Linked DNA regions of Homo sapiens: region 2 is linked to region 1. A link is a contact called in ENCODE Hi-C or POLR2A ChIA-PET data. All regions are on one chromosome and are shown on one strand. Each heading gives the region's core, a stretch centred on a gene start or an enhancer-like site at or near the end of the contact. The rest is flanking DNA. Distances are from core to core; before and after follow the strand shown. Region 1 has its middle 16 kb from the start of ARSD-AS1. Region 2 holds the start of ARSF (arylsulfatase F).

Region 1 (6,858 bases), core at 1,571-4,070:
GGTGTTTTCTTATGGCAGCTTAAATTGACTAAGACAGCTGGGGAGCAATTTGGCAGGTAGTCTCTGAGGAATGGCTATTACCCGTGATGTCCCATCAACATCTTTGCCTGAATTGGTCCAGGTTTACGTGATTTCCATCCATCACAATGGCTCACCTTTTTAATTTTATTTTATTCATTATTTTATTTTTAATTTAATTTAATTTTATATTTTGAGGCGGAGTCTTGCTCTGTCTGTCACCTAAGCTGGAGTGCAGTGGCACAATCTCAGTTCACTGCAACCTCCGCCTCCTGGATTCAAGCGATTCTCCTGCCTCAGCCTCCCAATTAGCTGGGATTACAGGTGTGTGCTACCATGCCTGTTTTTGTATTTTTTGTAGAGATGTGGTTTCACTATATGTTGGCCAGGCTGGTCTTGAACTCCTGACCTCAGGTGATCCAGCTGCCTTGGCCTCCCAAAGTGCTGGGATTACAGGTGTGAGCCACCTGCTGTGCCTGGCCTGGGGTCCCTTTTATAAGGACACTTATCCCATTGATGAGTCTAGACCCCTAATTGTTTCCTAAAAGCACCATCTCCTAATACTATTGTCTTGGGGATTAAGTTTCAACACATGAATGTTCAAGGCACACAATGTTCAAGGCAAGCATTGAGACCATAGCAACAGCAAAATCCACAACACTGCCAAAGAATGCCCAAACAGCTGCCATTGTCTTCTACAAGACTCTACGCAACCTCCTAAAAGGCAGAATGCCTATACTGGCCTCTGCCAGCCATCAACAAGATTCCCGCTTTCCAGGCTCTCTGCCGACTCTATCCTATGAATTCTGGCTGGCCTTTGACCCTTCACTTCCCCAATGGACTCCCCTCTGAGAGAAGAAATCCATTTGAATGCAAGATCACTGACCAGTGTACAAAATGACAAATAAGATATCTCAGTGTTCTTGGACAGAGGCCAAGTCACCAAGTCACATGACCCGAACTGGGGTAGAAGACAGTAATGAAGGAAGGAAAGAGAGGTTCAGAATAGCCCATGAGCTGGATGAGCCCTCCTGAAGCTATTTCAATCTTGCTGTCAGAGGCTTTCGAATGAGAGCCACTCCATCTTGAATAGGGCCTGGGTAAAATGAGGCTGAGACCTGCTGAGCTGCATTCCCAGGAGGTGTGGCATTCTAAGTCACAGGATGAGATAGGAGGTCAGCTCAAGATACAGGACATAAAGACCTTACTGATAAAACAGCTTGCATGAAAGAACCTGGCCAGAACCCACCAAAACCAAGAGGTGACAAATGTGACCTCTGGCTGTCCTCACAGCTCATTATATGCTAATTATAAAGCACAGAATACTAAGAGACACTCCCACCAGCGCCATGACAGTTTACAAATGTCATGGGAATGTCAGGAGATTACCCTATATGGTCTAAAAGGGGAGGAACCCTCAGTTCTGGGAATTGCGCACCCCTTTCCCAGAAAACTCAAGAATAATCCAACCCCTGTTTAGCATCTAATCAAGAAATAACCATTAAAAAAGGCAACCAACAGCCCATGCTGCTGCTCTGTCTATGGAGTGGCCATGCTTTTATTCCTCTACTTTCTTGATAAACTTGCTTTCACTTTACTCTATGGATTCGCCCCGAATTCTTTCTTGCCGCAAGATCCAAGTGTAATGCCCAACCTGGTTTTTACTAACCTGTTTTTAGACTCTCCCTTTTCCTCTACTCACCTAGCCTTCTTTCCACCTGAATGGACTCTCCCTTAGCTAAGAGAGCCAGCCAGACTCCACCTTGGCTCTTTCACTGGCAGCCCCTTCCTCAAGGACTGAACTCGTGCAGGCTGACTCCCAGCACATCCAAGAATGCAGTTAACTGATAAGATACTGTGGCGAGCTACATCCGCAGTTCCCGGGAATTCGTCTGATTAGTAACGCCCAAAGCCTCGCGTCTATAATAGTCTTAAAGCCCCTGCACCTGGAACTGTTTACTTTCCTGCAACCATTTATCCTTTTAACTTTTTGCCTACTTTACTTCTGTAAAATGGTTTTCACTAGACCCCCCGCCCTCCCCTTCCTAAACCAAGATCTAAAAGTTAATCAAGCCCCTTCCTCGGGGCCGAGAGAATTTTGAGCGTTAGCCGTCTCTCGGTCGCCGGCTAATAAAGGACTCTTAAATCGTCTCAAAGTGTGGCGTTTTTCTAACTCGCTCGGGTACAACACAAGAACCCTCTCTTGGAATCTAGATAGGGACCCGTCTCCAGTAACATTGCCATTTTAATTTTTCACCCCTGGGTTTTGTCCCATCAGGGTCCATCCATTGGGTTATAAAATCTTTACAAGGAGAAATTCCTGTGAAGTCATTTTCCTGCAGAGCCGAGAGTTAGGGCACTGTGAGAAGTGCAGCAGGTCCTGGAGAGCATTCGTGGGAGAAGGGAAGCAGCAAGTGGTGCAGGAGGAGAAGGGGAGGAAAGGAAGAACCGCGAATGCGCCTGATTGGTGAGAACAAGATTTGGGGGTGCTTCTCCCATGGGGAAGACTTCTTGGTTTTAGCTTTCAAGAGCTCCTCATTGGAATTGGACAAGATGATGCCGATAAAGAGTAAAACTCTAAAATATTTGAAGAGATTTATTCTGAGCCAAATGTGAGTGAGCACGGCCTGTGACACTATCAGAGGCACTGGAGGCAGAGCCACTCCATCTTGAATAGGGGCTGGGTAACATGAGGCTGAGACCTGCTGGGCTGCATTCCCAGGAGGTGTGTGAGGCATTCATAGTCACAGGATGAGACGGGAGGTCGGCACAAAGCCCTCGGTGATAAAACAGGTTGCAGTACAGAAACCGGCGAGATCCCACCCAAACCAAGATGGTGACAAGAGTGACCTCTGGTGGTCTTCACTGCTACACTCCCACCAGCGCTGTGACAGTTTACAAATGCCATGGGAACGTCAGGAAGTCTCCCTGTATGGTCTAAAAAGGGAAAGAATGAATAATCCACCCCTTGTTTAGCATATCATCAAGAAATAACCATAAAAATGGGAAACCAGGAGACCTCGGGGCTGCTCTGTCTATGGAAGAGCCATTCGTGTATTCCTTTTCTTTCTTAAAAAACTTGCTTTCACTTTATGAACTCACTCAGAATTCCTTCCTGCACGAGCTCCAAGGACCCTCTCTTGGGGTCTGGATCTGGACTCCTTTCCAGTAACACAGCTATTAACATTAAAGTGTTAATTGACTGCAAATGCCAGGGAAAAGAGATGAAATGGTGAAGTATGAAGTATGACCTTCCGGGAGCCTCCACCAGAAAAGGAAGAAAGTCTCAGACCGGCATTCGTACAATCCCTAAACACACCGCACATGCTCACTTTCCAAGGGTAAGGAGGGCACTGCTTATGTGGGCAGCCCACCCCAAGGGAAGAATCATGGGTAAGAAAGAGGCCAGCACGTAAACTCCCAGGATCAAGGTTAGACTCCCTCGCTCTCGCTCTCTTTGACCTTCAGGCATGCACTTGCATCTCTTCCAGGAGTACCTTCCTTTCCTCCTGTTCTAAGGCTTTTTAAAATAAACTTCCACTCCTGCTTTGAAACTTGCCTTGGTCTCTTTTTCTGCCTTACGCCCTCAGTCAAATTCTTTCTTCCAAGGAGGCAAGTATTGAAATTGCCGCAGACCCCTACAGATTCGCCACTGGTAACTCAGGGTAACTCGGATCTCCCCACTGCTATCAGGCACAGAGTTTCAGTTTTGCAAGATGAAAAAGTTTTGGAGACCCATGCACAGCAATGTGATTAGACTTAACTCTACTGAACTCTTAACTCTACTCCCCCCCTTTTTTAAATTTTGGTATTTTTTTTGTAGAGACGAGGTTTCATCATGTTGCACAGGCTCATCTCCATCTCCTGAGCTCAAGAGATCCACTCACCGTGGCCTCCCAAAGTGCTGAGATTACAGGCATGAGCCACCGCAGCTGGCCTGAACTGTACTCTTGAAAATGGTTAAGATAATAAATTTAATGTTTTGTGTTTGCACTACAATAAAACATAGAGAGACCCCAGTTTATGTTGCTTCAACTCTTGCCTCCTTTTCCTATATTTTTCTCTTCCGTTTTCTCCTCTCCTCCCTTTTTGTTACCCCCACTTTCCCCTGAACCTTGACATATTGCAAAGCCTTGCAAAATAAACTGTTCTGAGAGTTGCTGAAAAGGGATTGCACCCATAATACCATGAAAGAGGTATTGAAACCACAGCAACGACAGTCTCCAATGGACACGATGCCAGGTTTTGCAACAGCTGAAGATGAAGAAAAGTGTAATTTGTTTTTTGGTTTTTGTTTTTTTTTTTGAAACAGAGTCTTGCTCTGTTGCGCAGGCTGGAGTGCAGTGACACGATCTCGGCTTACTGCAACCTCCGCCTCCAAGGTTCAAGCGATTCTCCTGCCTCAGCCTCCTAAATAGCTGGGATTACAGGAGCACACCACCACGCCTGGCTAGGTTTCATATTTTTAGTAGAGATGGGGTTTTGCCATGTTGTCAGGTTGGTCTCGAACTCCTGACCTGAAGTGATCCACCCGCCTCGGCCCTTCAAAGTGCTGGGATTACCAGCGAGAACCACTGCGCCTGGCCAGAAAAGTGAAATTTGGGCCAGTCCTCAAAAACATGTACCCCTCTCTCCTCATCTTACAAAACTCAGATCCTGCTGTGCCACAGTGAATCAATTATCTGTGCACAGGGGCCGTCTGGTGAGGATCTGCTGAATAAAAGCCCTTAGCTGTATTCAAGTCATTTCTTTTCCTTGACCACCTGTTCAAGCAGAATTAATGAACAGGCGTCTACCATGTTTACTAATATTTCTAAGTTTTTTTTTTTTTGAGACAGGGTCTTGCTCTGTTGCGTAGGCTGGCTAAATTTGTAAACGTCATACACAGTCATAAACATTTTTTATCTTAATGGTAATTTTTTCTTCTTCTTCTTTTTTTGAGACATAGTCTCACTATATCACCCAAGCTGGAGTGCAGTGGCGTGATCTTGGCTCACTGCAGCCTCCACCTCCTGGGCTCAAGCAATATAATTTTTAAAACCCAAGTTATTGGCAGTATCTCTAAAGATCTCAATAAGGCCAGGGACGATGGCTCACACCTGTAATCCCAGCACTTTGGGAGGTAGAGGTGGGCAGATCGCTTGAGTCCAGGAGTTCGAGACCAGCCTGGGCAACATGGCGAAATCTGTCTCTACTGAAAAAAAAAAAAAAAAATTACCTGCGCATGGTGGTGCAAGTCTGTCGTCCCAGGTACTAGGGGGACTGAGGCAAGAGGATGACTTGAGCCTGGGAGGTCAAGACTGCTGTGAGCCCTGACGGTGCCGCTGCACTCCAGCCTAAGCAACACGGTAAGACCCTGTCTCAAAAACAAGATTTCAATCGGATGTTGACAATGAGAGCAGCAGCTCATGCTTTCATGCTTAATTGTTCCCACAGACTGTGCTAAGAGCTTTATGTTTATTGTCTCGTTTTATCCTCAGAAAATTCCCATGAGCATGTGGTATTGTAATCCCTCTTTTATAGATAAGGAGAGAAGATGTGGGGCTTAGCGTTCATTTGTTACAAAGATGTTTTTAAACTACTGGCTGCGTTTCCCTGAGGAGGTGTGAAGTCAATTTAGAACATAAAAATTGGCTTGTTCTTAAAAATAAGACCTTGGAGAAATGCCTGGCCCCAGGTGTGAGGGGAGAAAATCTATGATGGTTCTGGAGAATCTCATTTTGCCAGGAAGCAAGGAAGTGATCAAAGACTAATGGGGGCCAGGTGCGGTGGCTCACACCTGGAATCCCAGCACTCTGGGAGGCCAAGGCAGGCAGATCACTTGAGGCCAGGAGTTGGAGACCAGCCTGACCAACATGGCGAAACCCCGTCTCTACTAAAAACACAAAAATTAGCCAGGCGTGGTGGCACGCGCCTATAATCCCAGCTACTCGGGAGGCTGAGGCAGGAGAATCACTTGAACCCGGGAGGTGGAGGTTGCAGTGAGTTGAGATCGTGCCACTGCACTCCAGCCTGGGTGACAGAGCGAGACTCTGTCTCAAACAAAAATAAATAAAAATTTAAAAAGACTAATGGGATTAGTTCATAGACTTAAGAATCCATCTAAAGTGAGGAGAGTCCCACTGGTAAATCTGGTACAATTTGAGCCAGACATGGTGGCTCTTGCCTGTAGTCCCAGCCACCTGGGAGGCTGAGATGGGAGGATCAGTTGAACCCAGGAGGTTGAGACAGCAGTGAGCTATATGATCATGCCACTGCACTCCAGCCTGGGCAACAGAGTAAGACCCTGTGTCGTTTAAAAAAAAAAAAAAAAAGGAACAGTTTAAACATTAAAAAAATAATAAATTGGACTGTTTTACACGTTGAACAATCAAAACATAGTAGTGATAGTCAAGAGGAGTGTGCTAGGGAGGGAAAGAGAAACAGAAAAGCTCTTTTGTGCAGCTGAGTGTTGGGCCATGAATGCTGCAATAATGACAGACTCACAGAGCATCAGCATTTAGCAACTATGCAATGGAATCCAGACAAGCATCCTCAAGGCATGCTACAATCCCGTGTAAAGTATATTCTTGCACAGTACATGTCACATACTAGGTATAGCTGGATTTGCACGAATGTGCTTCCAACAGATATTGTCTGTGCCAATAAAAACTTCATTTTGTTTCTTAGGATGATGGATAGAGCAGGGATAGAAGACATCAAGTTTGTAAACCTATGCAACTCATTTGATCTATTAAAAAAAATGGGGGCCAGGCACAGTGGTTCATGCCTGTAATCCTCAGTACTTTGGGAGGCCAAAGCAGGAGGAATGCTTGAGGCCAGGAGTTGGAGACCAGCCTG
Region 2 (6,051 bases), core at 1,206-3,705, 150 kb before region 1:
TGGTTCCAGCTACATGGATGGCTGAGGTGAGGCAGGAGGATCCCTTGAGCCCAGTGCTCAAGGGAACAGTGAACCAAGATCACACCACTGCGCTCCAGCCTGGGTGACAGAGTGAGACCCTGTCTCCAAAATAAACAAATCAATCAAACAAACAGACAATAAATAAACTTATAGACAGACACACAGATAGAGGCACATCCTATAACATTTTTCACTTGCCTGTTTTCAAAAATTCTCTCTCTTCCTTTAGACTATTAATTTTTAAAAAATTACGGGAGCCAGCAAAAGTTGAAGGAGAGAGTTACCATCCCAGGCCTTTTCAAAAGAGGGAAAGCTCTGAGGCAAGCAGGATGCAGCAGAAGTGGAACCCCTAGGATGTCCATCTGAAGAATTTCAAGAAGAGATTATGGAATTCAAAAATAAAAAACTTCTTGCAATTTCACTGAGTACATCAGTATTTTAAGAAAATCTTGTTCTAACCAATGATCTCCTTTTGCATTACTGTATTTTTATTATTGAAGTCCAATACCTAGAATGATTATAATTTCCTTTTAGTTATAGCAAACTTAATTACATAAAAATTTTTTTGAATTCCTTTTTTACAGACTGTATTATGACTTGCACAGACCATATACAACCTGCTTGGATTTTCTGTTCTGTCCTAAACATCTCTCTTAAACAACAAGATTCTTTCTCATACAAAATTATTTTTCTTTTAACATTTCTTACCAAAAATACCTCCTTGTAACTTTCTTCTTCTTTTTTTTTGAGATGGAGTAGTCTCGCTCTGTCACCCAGCCTGGAGTGCAGTGGCACGATCTTGGCTCACTGCAACCTCTGCCTCCCGGGTGCAAGCAATTCTCCTACCTCAGCCTCCTGAGTAGCTGGGATTACAGGCACATGCCACCATGCCTGACTAATTTTTATATTTTTAGTAGAGGTGGGGTTTCACTGTGTTGGTCAGGCTGGTCTCAAACTCCTGACCTCATGATCCGCCTGCCTCAGCCTCCCAAAGTGCTGGGATTACAGGTGTGACCCAATGCACGCAGCCTAACTTTCTTTACATCTCTTGTTTCTTGGTTCCTTTTACCATATTTCATAAATAACCCTTAAATAAACCTAGAATCTGGCCGGGTGCGGTGGCTTGCACCTGTTATCCCAGCACTTTGGGAGGCTTAGGTGGGTGGATCACCTGAGGTTAGGAGTTCGAGACCAGCCTGGCCAACATGGCAAGACCCCTATCTCTACTAAAATTACAAAAATTAGCCAGGCATGGTGGTGGGCACCTGTAATCCCAGCTACAAGGGAGGCTGAGGCAGGAGAATCGCTTGAACCTGGGAGGCAGAGGTTGCAGTGAGCTGAGACTGCACCATTGCACTCCAGCCTGGGAGACAGAGCGAGGCTCCATCTCAAAAAATATAAATAAATAAACATGGAATTAGATGAAAATAACTTAGCTTTGAATAAGAACATATTTTTTAGAAAAGTTTTTCTATAATACAATTTATTTAAATTGAAAATGGCCCAGACATTTAGTGAATATCTATTATTTAACTTTAGATTCTAAATTATATTTATTTACAGGCATTTGTTTCATTACATTTACCTAATTAATTTTATAAAATCTTTTACCTAGATTATCTGTGAAAACTCTGATAGTCATCATTTAAAGTTATTTCCCTGTTAACCATTTTTATAGTCTATGAATTTTCTGTGTTTGCCTAAGCAAAAATTTTAAATATATATATATTTTACTGATAACTTGGGATTTAGCTCTTTTTACTACACTAATAACATTAAACGTCTTATTTCTCAAAAAGTACAGAAACAAAGATTATTGTGTTTCATGCTGGGTTGCTGGGTTTATAGTTTTGTAAGCCTTATGCCAAATTTTGACACCTTATAATATCTGTCAGAGGTAAATATGAAACTGCTTGATCAGTAAATGCAAACAAACATGTATGCTGACAATTTTTAAGATATTTCTAATACTATCGTACCAATAATTTTAAAGCCAGCTTATTTATTAAAGATTTATGTAAGTCACGTGAACTTGAAAAGCGTTTTGGCTTATTATTTAATTTATGAGTACTCTTTGACTTGAAGCCAATTTGACACTTCAGGGCTAAAGCACGTAAAAAATGTATATGTGCACACATATGTGCATGTACATAAACACATCTAAATACGCATGCACACTCACACAAAGATCCTATAGCTTTTACTTCAGAACTCTAGCAAGAGATATCAACACAAACTCACCAGTTTATACAAACAAAAAGGTTGGATCCCAACAGTGACTTCTATCTCAACAGCAGTGGAAAAGTAACAGAAGGGCCAGGAGTGGTGGTTCACGCCTGTAATCCCAGCACTTTGGGAGGCCGAGGCCGGCGGATCACTTGAGGTCGGGAGTTCGAGACCAGCCTGGTCAACATGGTGAGAGCCTGTCTCCACTAAAAATACAAAAATTACGTAGACGTGGTGGCGCACGTCTGTAATCCCAGCTACTGGGGAGGCTGAGGCAGGAGAATCGCTTGAACCTGGAAGGCAGAGGCTGCAGTAGATAGCGCCATTGCACTCCAGCCTGGGTGACAGAGCAAGACTCTGTCTCAAAAAAAAAAAAAAAGAAAAAGAAAAGAAAAGAAAAGAACAAAAAGTAAACAGAAGATTTAAAGTAGGCAGAAAAGAAAATAGCAAAATAGAGGACTTAGGAACTGATTGGTTGCAGGTTGACCTTTGGGCTGGAATTTTCTCTGGTGTAATGTGTGCAGCAGTTTAAAGTGTGAACAAGCACAGACATAATATGTAACAGGAAGCTTCTTGTTTGACCTGGCATGCCCTCAAGCTTTTCCCGCTTACACAAATACTTGCAAGTAGAGGAACCAGAGAACCAAAAGGGGTGCCCAAATGGGGGTCGCTCTCTCCGCCTTTCCTCATCCTTACATGCTATGTCTCCCACTTTTATTTTAAAATGAGGAACTAAACTGTGGCCTGGGTTTTAGTAGGGTGGATTGAAGTGTGCTGGCTGTGAGAGGGACTACACTGTGTGTCACCACTGAGTCTTTCTACCCTTTCACGTGTCTGAGTTTCTCTCTCCAGAGGTCTAGACCTCTGACAGGGCTCAACATAGCAAGTGATCAGCTCTTACACCTGTCTCCTGGATGAGCCTCTTAAAATTAATTTTGTTGTGTGGTTCCCTGTAGGGTCACTGCACATCATGGCAGGAGTCAATCCCCCAGAGACTCCCACTCAACCCCTACCACCCAGGGGTGGTTTTTGGCTAGGAGGAGCAAAACTCCCTTTCTTTTCCAAGCTGAGGAGGTCAGCCTCTCGTTTGGCAATTCAAAATTATGCCACAAAAGTGGCAGTTCAGTCTCTCACGCAAATGTACTCACAGGCCAATCGACATTAATTTGGGGGGAAAAGGGCAGTGGAGAAGACCATTTAGAATGCACCACCAAACCTAAAGTAGGATCCTATACAACAACTTCCTAGGAGAAAAATAAAAAGGAGGTAGAAAAACAGCTCAGAATGAACCAAGGACCATCAACCAAATGGAAGGTCCAGAGCTGCAGAGGACTCACCGGTTCCACTGGAGGAGAAACCTAAAGCCAGGGAGGGCTTCCAATGGCCCTGCGGGTAACTTAGCTCCGGGTTCGGGCAACTGCGTCAAGGATTCTGAGTCTTTTCTGAGGCCCCACGTGTAGGGCACCAATTAATGTCCATGAAAAGAGTCAAACTCTGTAAAATATTTGAAAAGAGTTATTCATTTAACCAATGGCTCACGACACAGCCCCAAGGAGGTCCTGAGAACAAGTGCCCAAGGTGGTTGGGTGACAGCTTGGCTTTATACAATTTACGGGGACAGGAGACATCAATCGACACATGTGAGATGTACATTGGCTTAGTCCAGAAAGGTGGGATTCCATTCAAAGTGAGGAACTTCCAGGTCGTAGGTGGATTCCAGGATTTTCTGATTAAAGACCTGTAATTAGTAGAAAGGAAATGTCTGGGTGAGGATAAGGCGTTGAGGAGACCAAAGTTTTTATTATGCACATGTAGCCCGCAGGTAGCAGGCTTCAGAGAAATCAGGTAGTAAATGTTTCTTATTAGACTTAAAATGGTGCCAGACTCTTGCTTAACCTTTCCTGGATCAGAAAAAATAATAATTTCACAGTGGAGAATTCCAACAGACACCACTTAATCCAGGTGATGAAATTTAACATCACCAGGACAGGACATACAGACATCATGCACTCCGTAACATGACACACTGAAAACTTACATCAATTCTGATGATTTTTTTGCCAAAAATGCATAACCTCAGTCTAATCATGAGAAAACACTGGACAAAACCAAACTGAAGGCTGGGCACAGTGGCTCAAGCCTGTAATTCCAGCACTTTGGGAGGCTGAGGCGGGCGGATCACCTGACATCAGGAGTTCGAGACCAGCCTGGCCAACAAGGTGAAACCCCGTCTCTACTAAAAATACAAAAACTAGCCGGGCGTGGTGGCAGGTGCCTCTACTCCCAGCAATTGTGGAGGCTGAGGCATGAGAATTGCTTGAACCTGGGAGGCAGAGGTTGCAGTGAGCCAAGATCGCACCACTGCACTCCGGCCTGAGGGATAAAGGAAGACTCTGTCTCAAAAAAAAAAAAAAAAACTGAAGAACAATCTATAAAATAATTGACCATTACTTAGATTGGATAGTGGAACAGAATCATATCAAATGCATCCATTTATTTTCAACATTTTGTTTGTTTTTAATTAAGCTGCCTCCTACACTACCGTATGTCCGGATTTTATGTTTATTTTCCCATTCAGAAAGCCTATCTTTTTTAAAGGAATTTTAATCCATCCATGTTTATTATGATCATGGTTATATTTGGATTGAGTCCTGCAGTTTCACTTTATATTATTTTCCCTTTTTTACACATATCAGATTTTCTGCTTCTTCGGTGTAATTCTTTCCCACCCACCTCTGATTGCATGAATCAGGTTTTCTTCAATCCACGCATTTCCCATTAAGGCTCTGAAACTTGTACACATCTTTTCTAGTTTTCTGGTGGTAACCACCTTTCACCTGTCAGCACACGTATTTAAGCTTATATTTTCTATCAAATATAAAGATAGTCATTACCTATGTCTTCTTCCCAGACGAAACAAAAACATGAACATATGCTCATTCTCTCTTTCTTCTCTGCTCTTTCAATTACCTCCCATGTGAAATGTTAATTCCAGATTATTTTCACAACTGTGCACTAACACATTCAGACTTTGTTTTATACATTTATTTATTCAGCACTGCTTCCTGTGTACTCTCTTCTTTTTATTATTATTATTAGTAGTAGTAGTAGTAGTATTTTGAGACAGGGTCTTGCTCTGTCACCCAGGCTGGAGTGCAGTAGTGTAGTCATAGCTCACTGCAGCTTCAATGTCCTGGGCTCAAGTGATCCTCCCACCTCAGCCTTCTGAGTAGCTGGGACTACAGGCATGTGCCACTCAGCAATTTTAAACAAATTTTTAGTAAACACTCAGCAATTTTAAACGAATTTTTAGTAAAGATGAGATTGCACTATGTTGTCCAGGCTGGTCTTGAACTCCTGGACCCAAGCGATCCTCCCACCTCAGCCTCCCAAAATGCTGTGGTTACAGGCATGAGCCACTGTGCTTGTCTACTCTCGCCTTTCTTGTATTACATTCCATTTTGCTGGAGTCAATCAACTAACTTTTTCCTCAAAGGTCTTTGAGGGATAACATTTTTGAGCATTTGCAAATTTGAAACCCTCTGTAAAGATCAAAAATGGCACATTCATTTTCTTCAGTCTCTCCATACCTCAGGTGATATGGTTTGACTGTGTCCCCATCCAAAGCTCATCTTCAACTGTAGCTCCCATAATTGCCACGTGTTGCAGGAGGAACCCAGTGAAAGATAATTGAATCATGGGGGTGGTTTCCACTGTTCTCATGGTAGTGAGTAAGCCTCATGAGATCTGATGGTTTTATAAGAGGTTTCACTTGGCTCTTTTTTCTCTCTTGCCTGCCACCAT

What was found. Hi-C counts contacts between places; a loop is a spot of excess contacts on that map. ChIA-PET counts read pairs that join two places held with the same protein, here RNA polymerase II (POLR2A). Pooled maps may share reads with other maps.
Region 2: a loop to region 1 is called in a map of K562, with 4 times the contacts of the local background. The contact joins the promoter of ARSF here to the enhancer-like site in region 1. A Hi-C loop is called at or near these places in 10 of 168 maps with a recorded cell type or tissue (CD14-positive monocyte, Caco-2, Calu3 and 7 more), 10 of 37 single-sample maps with no recorded cell type and 16 of 50 pooled maps. POLR2A ChIA-PET finds 5 or more read pairs at or near these places in 1 of 52 experiments (activated CD4-positive, alpha-beta T cell).

Annotation. Positions count from the first base shown.
Region 1 is chrX:2,885,858-2,892,715 of GRCh38, reverse strand. No RefSeq gene overlaps it. Among named protein-coding and RNA genes, the nearest start is that of ARSD-AS1, 16 kb to the left of the region's middle. RefSeq lists enhancers at 211-901, 2,662-2,751, 2,420-3,011. Within about 2 kb of position 2,820, at least 2 of the 41 ENCODE cell types and tissues checked have a DNase peak (open chromatin) inside an H3K27ac peak, as active enhancers do; they include body of pancreas, where a contact is called at or near this core.
Region 2 is chrX:3,037,875-3,043,925 of GRCh38, reverse strand. It overlaps ARSF (arylsulfatase F), which reads right to left and starts at 2,455. Exons shown (of 11, transcript NM_001201539.2): 1 at 2,263-2,455.